Regions from separate parts of the Homo sapiens genome. Here regions 1, 2 and 4 are each linked to region 3. Evidence: chromatin loops called from intact Hi-C (ENCODE). Cell type or tissue: Caco-2. All regions are shown on one strand. Region 1 has its middle 60 kb from the start of KRTAP19-8. Region 2 has its middle 100 kb from the start of TIAM1-AS1. Region 3 has its middle 22 kb from the start of TIAM1-AS1. Region 4 has its middle 3.7 kb from the start of TIAM1.

Region 1 (2,500 bases), 480 kb before region 3:
TCAGGCTTCATCACATCACTCACTTCCATATTGCAGCTTCCTGGGTTTGCACCCAATTGAGTAAAGCCCAGCACACACATCTACATTCCAGTTGCAAGGGGTGTGTGGGAGGGCTGGGAAAGGAAGCTGACCAGATTTTACCTTTAGAAAGCAGGACAATGCTCCCGAGGTGAGACGCTATCTATGCAAGGAGGGTGTTCAACATTTGGACAGCCACGGCTGGAAGATGTCCACTACCCAGGTTTTCATAGTCATAGGCAAGGGGAAGTTGTGGCAGTGGAGGATTCAAGATAATTTTTTTTATTTTTTTTTATTTTTTTGAGACAGGGTCTTGCTCTGTCACCCAGGCTGGAGTGCAGTGGTGCGATCTCAGCTCACTGCAATCTCCACCTCCCGGATTCAAGCCATTCTCCTGCCTCGGCCTCTCGAGTAGCTGGGATTATAGGTGCCCACCATCACGCCTAGCTAATTTTTGTATTTTAGTAGAAATGGGGTTTTGCCGTGTTGGCCAGGCTGGTCTCGAACTCCTGACCTCAAGTGATCCGCCCTCCTCAGTCTCCCAAATTGCTGGGATTACAGGCGTGAGCTACTGCACCCGGCCTAAATTTTACAGGAAGCAGGACTCAGTGATGGATTGGATGTGGACTACAGAGAGAGATGACTAGTTTTCCAGCCTGAGCAACCTGAGAGAAGGTGAGGCCATTTACTGAGATGACGGAAGAAGATAAAGTGAAGGTGGAAATGATAAGTTCAGTTTGGGACATATTGGCCTTGAGGGGCTTTGTAAATTTTCAGGTTCTGAGGCTCCAGTGGTGGCAGCAGCAATCACCCGTGGCCTTGTGTGTGGCACCCAGCATCTGTTCTAATTCCATCCATCACCAGCTGATTCTCATTTCCCAAGCCTTTGTTCAGGCTATCGAACTCCAGGGATCTGAGTTACCCTCTCCTATTCCTAAACACTGTCCCCAGCCAAACCCCACTTAACCTAATTACTAGGCATGTGAGCCTGGGCAAACCGCTTCACTGCTCTAGGCCTCGGTTCCTCATCTGTAAAATGAGAGGGTTACAAAATATGACGTCCAAGGGTCCTTCTACGTCCATTCTGGTTCTAAATAAAATGCGGCACTTTGCTGATCCACCGCGAGAGGGCACCAGAGAAACGTCCTCGCACAGGACCGCGCTGAAAGTGCCCCGAACCAGCCAGGCACGGTACCAGGCGGGATGCTGTGAGGGAGGTGGAAATAAGGTGGAACGCCATCCTTCCGCATCCTTCCGCATCCTTCCTACTCGGGCAAACCCTTAGATCTGGGAAAAACGTTCGATAAGCAGCAACCGCAGCCAACATTCTATTTATCCCCTTTATTTCTTTATCAAGACAAAAATCATTCTCCGGCTCTTCACTGCCAGAACCTGTTCGTTAAATGCACGAATTTTCAAGGTAAATTAGATCCAACTGGCACATTACAATCACCTGGATGCTCTTAAATACACCGATGCTCCGCTCCCAACCCAGAGCAGCGTGAGGGGCCACAGCCCTCCCTTTAGCTAAAAGATGAACTTGGGACAGATTCCTGCTTGGGACGGGTTCCTGCTCATCTCCCACTCCTGGACCCCGGAAACTCACAGCCTGGTTGCTAAGTCAGATTTAACTCCTTTGTGGACATTGCCAAAAAAGCTTGAGACGATCCTACAGGTCTCCAGCAGGGAGCACGGGGGTACACGTCATACCCTCAAAGCTGGGTCGGCAAAAAGCCCTTGATGCGTGGCGAGCTTGCTCTGTTATCCTTACTACGAGAAGCAGAGTGGCATCTTGCTCCTTGGATTTCTAGCATACAGTCCTGTTATGATAGCTAATCGATAAACTGTCTGGCTTGGAAATGCACGGTCTTCCAGTCTTTCCCTCTGTGTGCGGTCTAATCCCGGTCATGAACACGAAACACAAAAGCTGCTGTTTGTGGTGTGAGCCACACCTTCCTCCCTCACCTCTAAGATGGTGAGAAAAGATAAGCTTATCCGCCCAATTCATCTGACAGGGTTTGGGAGGACCAGATACATGTATAGGTACATGTTCTGAAGTGTATAATACAAATGCAATCTCCAGGTGGAATTATTTTAAAGGTGTGATTAATTTTACTGTTGATAATATAATTATACAAGGGTGTCATTGTTTTCAAGGTAACGTTCACATCACAGTGTTTTATTTACAATAGCTAAAATGTAAATGATCTAAATATCCAACATTATCAAATATCAAGTTGAGACCCTCCCTTTGTTAGCAAGTATTTGAGGACCTATAGCGTGTTAGTCTGTTTTTGCATTGCTATAAAGGAATATCTTGGCCAGGCTCAGTGGCCCACACCTGTAATCCCAGCATTTTGGGAGGCCAAGGTGGGCGGATCACGAGGTCAGGAGTTCAAGACCAGCCTGGCCAATATGGTGAAACCCTGTCTCTACTAAAAATACAAAAATTAGCTGGGCATGTGGCGCATACCTATAGTCC
Region 2 (2,500 bases), 120 kb before region 3:
ATCATCCCACCCACCACCCAAAAATCCTTACCACCACCAATTAACCATTCCCTGTTTAAATGTCCCTGATTCTGTCTGCCTCTCTCTCCTTCTCTCACAGTTGTTGTGTTCAAATCAGGATCCATACAAGACCCAACATTGCACTTGGTTGATTTGATTCTTCCACAGATTCCTTCTATTTCTTTTCCTTTTGCAATGTTTTTCACAGTTTTCCTTTTCCAGTTCAACATCTTTGCAGTTTAAGATGCTCCTCTCTCCCCCTTTTTACTGACTCCCCATGTCTCCTCCCTGATCATTTTTTTAGAAAATTTCTTATTAACAAATCTTCCATGAGCCCAGAATACGGGCACTTTATGTTCAGGCTCCGGCAGGGAGCTCAGAGGAGGAGGTAGAGAGCTCTGCTAATCCCAGCACGAACTTCACAGAAAACAAAAGTGCAAGTAAATTCCACAGAAACACCCAGACGGTCATTGCTCTACCATTAGCCAAGATTTGGGTGCACCACTGTCCCCTTAGCTTCCTCATCTTTAAATTAAAGGCATTGAAAAAGATCATGATAATGACAGCAATGACAACGACATTAACAGGACATTTAATATTTGTCCAAAGGTCCCTCAAGATTCCTTCCAGTCAAGACTTTCTCTGTGATTTTAACCATCAAACACACTTCAATATATTAGTGAAGAGCAACATTCTGGTTAGGGGGGAGATATTTCATAAATGACAAATGAAAAGTAAGACAATGATAACAAAGGAACGGAGACCACAAATGTAGATGACAAAAGAAAACTACGGTCATTGTCATATCTAAATTTGAATAACATGCTATGTTTCAAAGCACTTTCTTATACATTAGCAAATCTCAGCCACACTAATAGGTAAATGATAAAGAATGGTATAAAAGGTTAATAATGGTGGAACCTTGGGTATGCAGGTGTTTCACTAAGCCAGTGGATCTCAACCAGGGTAATCTTGTGTCCCCCCACCTCCTGCCTCCAGGGGTCATTTAGCAATGTCTGGGGACATTTTGGTTGTCCCAGCTAGGAAGGTGTCCTGACCTCTACTGGGCAGAGGCCAAGGCTGCACTGAAATATCCTTCGATACTTGGCACAGACTGCACCACAAAGTATCCAGCCCACAATGTCAGTAGTTCAGAAACTGAGAGATCCTGAGATAGGCAAGTCCCCTTGTTACCCAACTAAAACTGTACTAGACCAGGGGACTAGGGAGGCTACTGAGGCCTGAAGGCACAGGAAGTCAGACACCTTGTATTACAACCCTCCACACTGTGGGCTACCCTAACACATGAGGTTCGATAAAACAATCGGCCGGGTGCGGGGGCTCACGCCTGTAATCCCAACACTTTGGGAGGCCAAGGTGGGTAGATCACCTAAGGTCAGGAGTTCAAGACCAGCCTAGCCAACATAGTGAAATCCGTCCCTACTAAAAATACAAAAATTAGCTGGGCATAGGGGGCGGGCGCCTGTAATCCCAGCTACTCAGGAGGCTGTGGCAGGAGAATCGCTTGAACCCGGGAGACGGAGGTTGCAGTGAGCCAAGATCACACCATTGCACTCCAGCCTGGGCAACAAGAGCGAAACTCCATCTCAAAAAAAAAAGAAAAAGAAAAAGAAAAAAGAAAACTGTCCTGGTTTGGTTTTGTTACCGAGATAGATCACAATATATATTTCTAAGTCTGAACTATTCCCTCAATGTATTCTTCTTGGGAAACTGTACTTACCAGACACTGTCCAACTGAAGAATTTACCTGCTTAGCAGACCTGTCTCTGAATGACAGCACCTGCGCTGATTTAGACAATGGGCACCTGCATCCTTGGGAACCCTTTACTCTAATGGGAGCGACTGACAATGAATACGTCCATGAGAAAGAGTCAGGTGGCCATGAGTGCCATGACGAGAACAGAGCCGGAACAGGAAGGGGAGGGGAGGGAGGGGTCTGGGGAGAGGGCTGCTACTTCAGCTTAGGTTCTCAGGGAAGCCTGTCCGGGGAGGCGATATTTGAGCCAAGACCTGAAGGAAGTGAATGGCTAGCCAGGCAGAGCTTGGAAGGAGAGTATTGGGGGCATGCAGTGGGAAGGCCTGTAGCAGGGGCACGCTGCGTGTATTCTAGTCCCAGAAGAAAGGCCTCTGAAGTGCCCTAAATGAGGAGGACAGGAGGTGAGAGAGAGGCGGGGCCAAATCCCTTGAGGCCTCCTAGTCCCAGCAGAAAGTCTAGCTTTCAAACAAACTATAATGGGAAGCCATTGGAAGTTCAACCGGAGGAGTAAGGAGACTTGATTGCTATTGATTGATTGATTGATTGACTGAGACAGGGTCTTGTTCTGTCACCCAGGCTGACTGCAGATCAAAGCTCACTGTGGCCTCAACCTCCCAGGCTCACACGATCCTCCCACCTCAGCCTCCTGAGTAACTAGGACTACAGGCACGTGCCACCATGCCCAGTTAATTTTTTTTATTTTTTCATAGAGATTGTCTGGCT
Region 3 (2,500 bases):
GCCGAGATCACGCCACTGCACTCCAGCCTGGGTTACAGAGTTAGACTCCGTCTCAAAAAAAAAAAAAAAAAAAAAAAGTTACCTCTTCACTAATTTCTAATCTCCCCAGAAAATTTGTAAGGGGGTTTTGATACCATATGTAGGACAGGAATAAATACAATGTTTATAGAACTCTTGCATCTCAGATCATTGTATTCAATTCAAAGTGTGTAATTTTATTTGGGGAGGATTTATGCTGAGAACTATCAGTATCCCAGCGCCTTTGATCAGGAACCCAGGAACTCCTAAAGTGTAGACCATTATCCCCTATAGAGATTAGTTAACTTTCAATCTGGGTAAGAAGAATAAAGTTTTTTTGCAAAAGAAAGCCCAAATGCCATCTTTTTCCTTCTCCATAAACACTAGGATAAGAAGAGACTTATAAGTAGAAGCTTGAGGTTGAATCTCATCTCTATCTTTGTTGCACTGAACTAATCACTACATCCCCTCTCTGCCTTTGTTTTCTCATCTGTAAAGTGGGAATAATAATAGTAGCAAAGATTCTTCTAGCAATAAGATAAATGCATGAGAAAGCTGTCTAAAAATTGAACTGTAGCAAGCATGGCTAAAGCACTTCTTACCTATTACAAATGTCTAGAGCCAAATTTCCACAGTACGGCATGGACAGATGATTTTAAAATCAGAAAGAAAAAAACAGTTATAAAAATACTTAGTGAGATTTGGCCAGGCATGGTGGCTCACACCTGTAATCCCAGCACTCTGGGAGGCCAAGGCGGGCAGATCACGACGTCAGGAGATCCAGACCATCCTGGCCAACATGGTGAAACCCCGTCTCTACTAAAAATGCGAAAATTAGCCAGGTGTGGTGGCAAATGCCTGTAATCCCAGCTACTTGGGAGGCTGAGGCAGGAGAATCGCTTGAACCCAGAGGCGGAGGTTGCAGTGAGCTGAGATCGTGCCACTGCACTCCAGCCTGGGTGACAGAGCGAGACTCCGTCTCAAAAAATAAATAAATAAATAAAAATAAATACTTAGTGAGAGTCTCCCTCACTGGTCACTTTGCTTGGGGGTTCAAATTATAACCCAAAGCTATGGAATATGCTTACTTGGGAGATTCTTACAGCTCCTATACATGAATCTTTTTGAAACATATCAAGGGTCCTTAGAAATCTGATCTGGTGTGACTCTCAGAGCACTCTGATGACACCTGCTGGCTAGGCATGGTGTGACAAGTGTGTTCTAGTCTGGACAGACGGAGATGGTCTGGAACCCCTGAGTGGAGTACCTGGGAAGCTGAGGCTGGAGAGAAATCCTGACCTTCAATCTTGCTGTGCAAAGTGTGGTCCTAGGGCCTGCAGTATCGGGATCACTAGGAGCTTGTAAATGTGGGATCAGACTCTACATTTTTTTTTTTAGAGACCGGGTCTTGCTGTGTTACCCAGGCTGGTCTCAAACTCCTAAGCTCAAGCAATCCTCCTGCCTCAGCCTCCTGAGTTGCTGGGAATACAGGCACTGGCTCAGACTCTACATTTTCATGAGATCCTCCAAGTGATTCGTGTGTGCTTTAGCGTGAAAGAAACATGTTCTAGTGTTCTAGAGGACTTAATCTAGTGACTAAGCGTCTATGTCAAAGAAAAAAATTTTTTCTTTTTTTGAGACAAGAATCTCACTCTGTCACCCAGACGGTAGTGTTATTGTGTCATCCCAGTTCACTACAACCTCCACCTCCCAGGCTCAAGCGATCTGCCCACCTCAGCCTACCAAGTAGCTGGGACCACAGGCACGAGCCACCACGCCTGGCTAATTTTTGTATTTTTTGTAGAGACAAGGTTTCACCATGTTACCCAGACTGGTCTTGAACTCCTGAGCTCAAGCAATCCACCCACATCAGCCTCCTGAAGTGCTGGGATTACAGGCATGAGCCATTGTGCCTGGCTGAAAAAAAAATTTTAGCTCCACATAGGGCTAGCAACTCACAGAAAGCTTGGCACTTCTGCTGTTTCTGGTCCAAGCCTTTCGTTACACCAGTGCATAAACAGGCCCATTGCCCCACAACAGTTTTTCTTATTTTCATTTTTATCCTGTTTTCTACTTATTCTGTTGAAGACATTTTTCCTCCCAGAGGAATATTCCTACAATTCTGTAACAAAATGATAGGAAAACAGGATTCCCATTACAGAAAATTTGCTTTAAGATCGTATTTTTCAAAATACAAAGGTTTCTTAGAAGTGTTTTTGTGCTTTTTTTAAATGTTCTGTGTACTGGTCATACCTACAAATAACAAATAATAATAATAGCACGGCCAGGCGCAGTGGCTCACTCCTGTAATCCTAACACTTTGGGAGGCCGAGGCAGGTGGATCACGAAGTCAGGAGTTTGAGACCAGCCTGGCCAACAGTGAAACCCCATCTCTACTAAAAATACAAAAATTAGTTGGGCATGGTGGCACGCACCTGTAGTCCCAGCTACTCAGGAGGCTGAGGCAAGAGAATCACTTGAA
Region 4 (2,500 bases), 230 kb before region 3:
CACACACAACAGGAAGGCGCTTCATCTCATTACAGCATATAGAAAAGAATGTTACAAATCACTCGTGGGAAGAGGAAGGCAAGCACCATGAAGTCAGTGGTCAGAGCATCAGAGCAGTGGGCTTACACGGGGAGCACATCTTGCCTACAGGTTTTCTGGTCTCATGATTACCTAAGAAGGTTTCTTTTAGCTCTGGGTGGGTGGGGGGCATATACTTTTTTTTCACCTTCTTTCTGATATTATTATTTAATTTTGCATGGAGGGGGAGAAGAGCTTTTTGTTGTTACTTAGTGTTTCTCTAAAGGGGACGTGGGGGAACAGTAGGTTTGCTCATCTTGAATTTTCTTAAAGCCACATATATGGTGGGGACGCAATACATACATGTTGGATTAAACCAAATAGTCCCCACCTTCTTCCCTATCTCTCAGGCCTAAAAATAAAGGGTCCCCTGTAGATGCTTCTAGAGAAGAATAACTTGAGATCAAGAGTCTGAGCAACATGTGAACACGTTACATAAACCCTGCTGGCTCCATACAGTGGCGGGCAGGTTTTCACAGATCTGAACAGAACGGCTTACCTGATAGTGATGAAAATACAGCAATATCAGAACTGGAGAGGCCCCAGGCATTGGCCTTGGGCCTCGGAGGGAAGCAGGACTTAGCATCCAAGAATTTACTGCTATAGCAGAAGGGCTGTGTCCTCCTGCCCAGGAAGATTCCCCCACAACACTAGTAGACAAGTGGGCAGTAAGGAAGACGCCTATCCCTCTAAAGGTACCAGTTTCTTAACCTGCAGTTCTGAAAGCCACTCGTTTTGCTTTTTAAGTCATGCGAATTTCGGAAAAGAAAATGTGAACGCAGGTCCGAGCCCCATCAGCAGCAATGAACTTATACACAAATGTACAGTATTTCTGCTCCAAAGAAATGCAACCAGTAGAGGGAGCACAGCTGACTTTTGTTGTTAATTTCTCAAGATCGGGATGAACCTGGGAATGACGCTAAATGATACAAAAATAACACACATCACCGCAAAAGAAAAGATGCATGCACGGACGTTCAGAGAAACTGCAAACCCTGACACCCTTATGCACGAACGTTCAGAGAAACTGCAAACCCTGACAACTTTATGCACGAACGTTCAGAGAAACTGCAAACCCTGACACCCTTAGGAGGTATGTGAATTGTTAGTGGATATTTGCACAAGAGCTGGCTAAACAGACAGAAGAGGACTACATAAAAAATAAATTCATGTTGGAAAACAATATGTGGCATGTGGAGAAAAGGTCACAAAGGGTTAAACTTCTTTTTCCCTTTGTCAAGTGGATTTACACTCAGAAATGAAAACGTATGGAGAGTTTATTTAAGCATATTCTCTCCAAAAATTTTAACTCAAGTGTTTAGCTTGCTCACTCTCTCTCTCTATATATTAGATCTACAATAGCTGGGCTTTAAAATTCCTTTCAAATTGCATTCTCAGTGACAGAGATGACTTCCAAAAGCAAGCATTTTCTGGATTGCTCTTCAGGGGTCTCCAGAACCAACTTGGTCAGGAATCAAGGTGTCTTCAAGATCTGCGAATTTGAAGCCATCAGCCACAATGGAGCTTACCTCCACCTTTTCAAGCCTTCATAGAACAAAAACAAGGTAAGAAGTGCTGGCACCAACGCGTCCTCACCTATGTCACCTAGCAACAATGTTATCAGCAGCAAGGCCAGGGAAGAGTCTCCTCCTCCTCCTCGTGTTAGGTGATACGCAACAGGGGTGTCAACACCGTCAAATTACCTGAATCCAAACACGATTTCCCAGCATAACTGCAGTTCCAAATATGCATCCTGTTAATGGAATCCATATTTGGACTGCTATGGAAATGCAGAAGGTTTTTCATAACTACATTTTGTGGTTGACTACCAACGGATTGCCAAAATCAATTTTTTATATTTGAAACTGATGAAAGGTCTAAATATGGATCCATCCCACACACTCCCATGCTAGGTAATCTGAGGGTCTGCTTGGGAATACGGACATGTTTGAAAACACTGCAAACACTTGTTTCAGCCCTGGATGGGGTCTTTCTATTCTCTGAGAGACAAACAAGGTTCACCTTTCTAGGCAAAGTTTTAAAACACAGTCTTCATTAAATTTGATTTGATACAAGAATGTTTTACAACTTCAAAGTAAACCTTATGCCAACCAAACTTAGAGACTCTTTACATAGTTTTCTCTATCTGAAAACAGAATACCTAACAAATACATAGAGATATTCTTAAAAAATACAGGGCCAGCCAAAAAGAGGCCAGGAAACTCTAATAGCTTTTAAACACCACCTCCAGAATGCATTGCAGGGACTGTGTGGCAAATTCCCTAAAATCCAAGGGCTTCAATTTCCTTTACTATAAAATGATGAATGTTCGATTTAATTTTCTCTGCCTTCTGAGCTCTATCTTCCAATTATAAGTTTCCATGATTTTAAAGCCCCCATTGTTTTCATTACCCCAAATTAG

Evidence for each region. Hi-C counts contacts between places; a loop is a spot of excess contacts. Peaks named below come from ENCODE experiments on the same cell type or tissue, not always from the same donor. Only the 100,000 strongest peaks of a DNase experiment are listed, where the experiment ranks them.
Region 1: it touches region 3 in a loop (9-fold over the local background); 31 of 110 quality-filtered maps call a loop at or near these places.
Region 2: it touches region 3 in a loop (5-fold over the local background); 5 of 110 quality-filtered maps call a loop at or near these places.
Region 4: a loop joins it to region 3, with 9 times the contacts of the local background. A loop is called at or near these places in 31 of 110 quality-filtered maps.

Annotation. Positions count from the first base shown.
Region 1 is chr21:31,097,586-31,100,085 of GRCh38, forward strand. No RefSeq gene overlaps it. Among named protein-coding and RNA genes, the nearest start is that of KRTAP19-8, 60 kb to the left of the region's middle. In Caco-2, a CTCF peak has its summit at 1,125 (motif pointing right); a DNase peak (open chromatin) is centred at 1,176.
Region 2 is chr21:31,456,812-31,459,311 of GRCh38, forward strand. It overlaps a transcript of TIAM1 not described here. Among named protein-coding and RNA genes, the nearest start is that of TIAM1-AS1, 100 kb to the right of the region's middle. In Caco-2, a CTCF peak has its summit at 997; no DNase peak of the experiment used is centred here.
Region 3 is chr21:31,579,755-31,582,254 of GRCh38, forward strand. No RefSeq gene overlaps it. Among named protein-coding and RNA genes, the nearest start is that of TIAM1-AS1, 22 kb to the left of the region's middle. In Caco-2, a CTCF peak has its summit at 1,192 (motif pointing left); a DNase peak (open chromatin) is centred at 1,237.
Region 4 is chr21:31,346,689-31,349,188 of GRCh38, forward strand. It overlaps a transcript of TIAM1 not described here. Among named protein-coding and RNA genes, the nearest start is that of TIAM1, 3.7 kb to the left of the region's middle. In Caco-2, a CTCF peak has its summit at 955 (motif pointing right); no DNase peak of the experiment used is centred here.